Linked DNA regions of Homo sapiens: region 2 is linked to region 1. Evidence: read pairs that join two places in POLR2A ChIA-PET (ENCODE). Cell type or tissue: GM12878. All regions are shown on one strand.

Region 1 (2,500 bases):
TTTATTTGGCATACAGTTCTATGAATTTTAACTTATGAATTGATTCATGTAACCACCACCATAATCAGGTAACAGAACAGTTCCATTACCCCTCAAAAACTCCCTCATACTATCCCTTTGCATTCATACTTTCTCCATCTCTAGTCCCTGACATCCACTGATCTGTTCTCTATCATTGCAATTTTGTCTTTCCCAGAATGTCATACAAATGGAATCATATTGTATGTTTGATTTCACGCAGTATATGCCTTTGATATTTAACCATGTTGTTGCATGTATCAATAGTTCATTCCTTTTTATTGATAAATAGTATTTCACTGTGTGCTTATACAATAGTTTATCCATTTTCCTGTTGAAGGGCATTGGATTATTTCTAGCTTTGGGCCATTATGAATAAAGTTTCAATAAACACTCATGTACAGGTTTTTGTGTGAACACAAGTTCTTATTTCTCTTTTTTTTTTTTTTTCGAGTCTCGCTCTGTCGCCCAGGCTGGAATGCAGTGGCACAATCTTGGCTCACTTGCAAGCTCCGCCTCCCAGGTTCACGCCATTCTCCTGCCTCAACCTCCCGAGTAGCTGGGACTACAGGTGCCCACCACCACGCCCAGCTAATTTTGTTTTTGTATTTTTAGTAGAGATGGGGTTTCATCGTGTTAGCCAGGATGGTCTCGATCTCCTGACCTCGGGATCCGCCCACCTCGGCCTCCCAAAGTGCTGGGATTACAGGCGTGAGCCACTGCACCTGGCCAAATTCTCATTTCTCTAGGGTAAATAACTAGGAGTGAGATTTCTGGGTGATATGGTAACTGCATGTTGAAATTAATACAAAACTGCCAAATCATTTTCCAGAGTGGCTATACTATTTTGCATTTCCAACAACAACATATGAGAGTTTCCACTAGCTCCACATCCTCACCAGCACTTAACAGTATTACTGTTTTTTTGTTTTAGTCATTCTAATAGGTATGTGGTAGTCTCACACTGTGGTTTTAGTTTGCATTCCTCTAATGGCTAATGATGTTGAACATCTTTTCATATGCTTATTTTCCATCTGCATATACTTTTTGGTGAAGTGTCTATTCAAACCTTTTGCCTATTTTTTAGTTGGGTCATTTAGTTGGTCATTTTCTTACTGTTGAGTTTTGAGAGTTCTTTACATATTCTGGATATATAAAGTTCCTTTGTTGCTTATGTGACGTGCAAATATCTTCTCATGTCTGTACCTTATCTTTTAACTCTCCAAGCAAAGGATCTTTCACACAGCAAAAGTTTTTCATTTTAATGAAGTCTAATTTATCAGTTTTACCTTTTGTGGGTCATGCTTTTGGTGTCACAGCTCAGAAATCTTTGCCTAACCCCAGGTCATTAAGATTTTTTGTTACCTTCTGAAAGTGTTATATTTTTCATGGTCTGTTGTTAGGTGCATAAATGTATATAACTGTTCTATCTTCTTGCTATATTGAGCATTTTATTAATATATAATGTCCTTGTCTCTTGTAACCTTTTTTTTTTTTTTTTTTTTTTGAGACGGAGTCTTGCTCTGGCACCAGGCTGGAGTGCAGTGGCGCGGTCTCTGCTCACTGCAACCCCCACCTCCTGGGTTAAAGCGATTCTCCGGCCTCAGCCTCCTCAGTAGCTGGGATTACAGGCATGCGCCACCACACCCAGCTAATTGTTCTATTTTTAGTAGAGACGGGGTTTCACCATGTTGGCCAGGATGGTCTCGATCTCCTGACCTCGTGATCCACCCACCTCAGCCTCCCAAAGTGCTGGGATTACAGGCATGAGCCACCGTGCCTGGCCAGTTGTAACCTTTTTTGATTTAAAGTCTATTTTGTCTAATATTAGTATAGCCATTCCTGCTCTCTTTTGGTTACTATTTGCATGAAATATCTTTTTCTGTCCTTGTACTTTCAATCTGTTTGTGTCTTTAGATCTAAAGTCAGTCTTTTGTAGGCAACATATAGTTGGATCAGGTTTTTTGTTTATCCATTCTGCCAATCACTGTCTTTTGATTGGGGCACTTAATTAACATTTAAAGTAACTACTGATGAGAAGGGACTTAATTCTGTCATTCTGTTATTCGTTTTCTAGATGCCTTAGAGTTGTATTGTTCCTCATTTTTCTATACTACTATCTTATTTTGTGTTACTTGATTTTCCATAGTGAAACATTTAAATTCCTTTCTCATTTTCTTTGGTACATTTTCTTTCTATACTACAACTACAGTAGTCCTTCCTTTATCCACACAGGATATGTTTCAAGACCCCCAGTAGATGCTGGAAACCAGGGATAGTACTGAACCCTGCATGTACTATGACATTTTTTTTCCTTCAGAATTTCATGGATAAAAGTTTCATTCATACTATAGATCCTAGCAATATAAGCATATGATTCTTCTTCCTTGTTGAGAATTTTCACCTTTTCACTTGAAGCAGTTTACTGCTTTGTTCTCTCCAAATTGCCAGCATCACTACTCTTGCATTTTGGGGCCATTAT
Region 2 (2,500 bases), 480 kb before region 1:
GAGGCTCCCTTTGAAATCTAAAGTGCTTAGCTTCTTTAGGGTAGCTCCACACCCTTTTTAATTCTTCTGTAAAATGTCTATCTAGCCTAGAGAAGTGGAGTCTCACTAGACATGGTTCTGAGAATAATAGCTATCATTTACTGAGTGCCTAATATGTGCCAGTGCCTTACCTGCATTACCTGCCTGAGTTCATACTGCCTTCTAACAACCCTATGAGACAGATACTGTTATCTCCATTTTACAGATGAGGAAATAAAGACCCAGAGAGGTTTAGTAACTTTCTGCAGGTCACAGAGCCATTGAAAGGCAGAAGTGGGATAAGCATTCAAATCAATCTGACTCCAAAACCCCTTCAGTAACCATTGTACTACTGCATGTGATGCCCTTAGATTCTCCACTTTTCCTCTCCCTCCCCAAGCCCCCAGTTTGGCTTGATATTGGAATCATCCCTTTCTCTCCTTGTTCTTTACTGGCTGGAATTAATAGAGTACTTTCGGTCTGAAACTGGCCTTAAAGAATCTTTGTCCGTGTGTATCACACTGCAATGCAATAGACGCAGAAATCTGGGCACTAGAAGATGTTAACTTTGGATGCCTCCTGTTTTATATGCATATGATTAAACCAATGGGGAAAGAAAGCCCTGAAACTTTATTACAACATTTTTGTAGTATTAAATTTGACATATTAAAATGTGTTATCATTTTAATATCTTTAAAGAGCCTGAGGAGACTCTCAAGCCTTAGACTGTAAATAGCTAACAGCTTTGAGATGAGCTTACATAGGAGTCAAATGATTGTTCCAAGATGGCTGTTCTAATTCTGCAGAGCTACCGTAGTATTCAGCCTACTGCCTGCCAAAGGCAAGGGGCCTTGCCCCTCTCTTCCTCCTCCCTGCTTTCCTCTTTGTTAAGAAGTAACAAAAATATACTGCCCAACACCCACTTTCTTTTAGAACCAACACATATTCCTTCTGGCTCACTCCCTCTATAAAATGATTTGTCAGCATTTTGATCTCATTAAATAAAAAGTTTTACTTGGTCAAACTGGGAAAGTTTATGAAGTTAGCCCTTCCATCCCATCATCTGCTGTGGCCACAGTTGTTGACTGTGAAATAGCTCTGTGGGTGTGGTCTACCAAGTATCCCAATAGCATTTCTTACACTGTGGGCTATGGACCCAAAGGTCTGGAAGAGTTGTTTTCATAGGGTCACACTAGAACACTGGCTCTTTCTGGTTAAAAGCTTCCCTAGCCTTTCTCCTCCAACTCTTAACACATCTCTCATGTTTCTTTCCCCCCTGCAGAAGTATAGAAACCTCCTCTTTTCTTTTCCTCTGCACTCTCCTCATCTGTCTCCAAGTCCCCATTGTGCCATGTTTCTCCTACTTCCTGTTTCCTTTAACCACTAACTTCTCACGATTTTTAAAATCAAGCCTATCCAATTCTAAAAGGAAATTGAAACCCTGCCCACCAAAAAAGTAAAACTAGGGGGAAAAAGCCATAGTAGGAGGTATAATGTTATGATCTTCTCTCTTAGCCCTACACATCTGTAAAAAGTAATCTTGCTCCGTACTGCAAGACTAGGGCAGCCCAGTCGCCCACTCCCCTTTTATTCTCCCTCCTCACATTCCCCTGTCCTTTTCTAACCCACCTTCCCACTTAGGGTCTAATTTAGCCAATTTATACACTCGCCAAGCTTGCAAAGGTTTTGGTTCTCTCCTTTTGGGTGTGGAATGCTGGTGCCACAGGGGCTTTCAGAAACAATTTAGTAAGTGATAGACTTGGAAGAGTTCAAAAGCAGCTCTGGGAAGACATCACTGATGAGTCTCTGCTCTTAGCATTTTGTTGCCTCTTAGAGGCTTAGCAAATAGCAGCATTTGATCCATAATCTGCTCTTTCTTGGTACCCAGAGAGGCAGCACAAGGGTAGACCTTGAGCAAGTTACTTAAACTCTGAGCTTCTGTTGCCCTTTCTGTAAAAAAAGGCAAAATAATCATTCTGACCTCACATTGTTGCTATGAGGATTCAGTTAGTTAATTTTTAAATTTTTTAAAATTAATGTGTTTATTTTTTTGAGACAGGGTCTTGCTCTGTCATCCCTGCTGGAGTACAGTGCTGCGATCATGGCTCACTGCAGCCTCAATTTCCCAGGCCCCAATTATCCTCCCACTTCAGCCTCCTGAGTAGCTGGGACCACAGCTACTCCCACTTCAGCCTCCTGAGTAGCTGGGACCACACCTGGCTAATTTTTGTATTTTTGGTAGAGGTGGAGTTTCACCATGTTGCCCAGGCTGGTCTCAAACTCCTGAGCTCAGGGGATCTACCTGCCTCAGCCTCCAAAAGTGCTGGGATTACAGCCATAGCCACTGCGCCCAACACAATGACTTAATATTTATAATACACTTAGAACAGTGCTTAGCATGTAGTAAGCACTAGATTAAATAAATGTATAAAATGAAGGAAGAAATAATAATAGTGTTTTTCTTTTAATTCATGCATGAAGA

Evidence for each region. Peaks named below come from ENCODE experiments on the same cell type or tissue, not always from the same donor. Only the 100,000 strongest peaks of a DNase experiment are listed, where the experiment ranks them.
Region 2: POLR2A ChIA-PET joins it to region 1 with 8 read pairs; 8 of 35 experiments call an interaction of 5 or more read pairs at or near these places.

Annotation. Positions count from the first base shown.
Region 1 is chr14:68,797,890-68,800,389 of GRCh38, forward strand. No RefSeq gene overlaps it. Among named protein-coding and RNA genes, the nearest start is that of ZFP36L1, 6.1 kb to the left of the region's middle. In GM12878, no CTCF peak of the experiment used is centred here; no DNase peak of the experiment used is centred here; H3K27ac peaks cover 164 bases.
Region 2 is chr14:68,319,699-68,322,198 of GRCh38, forward strand. All of the region lies in intron 8 of RAD51B (RAD51 paralog B), which reads left to right. Among named protein-coding and RNA genes, the nearest start is that of RAD51B-AS1, 360 kb to the right of the region's middle. In GM12878, no CTCF peak of the experiment used is centred here; no DNase peak of the experiment used is centred here.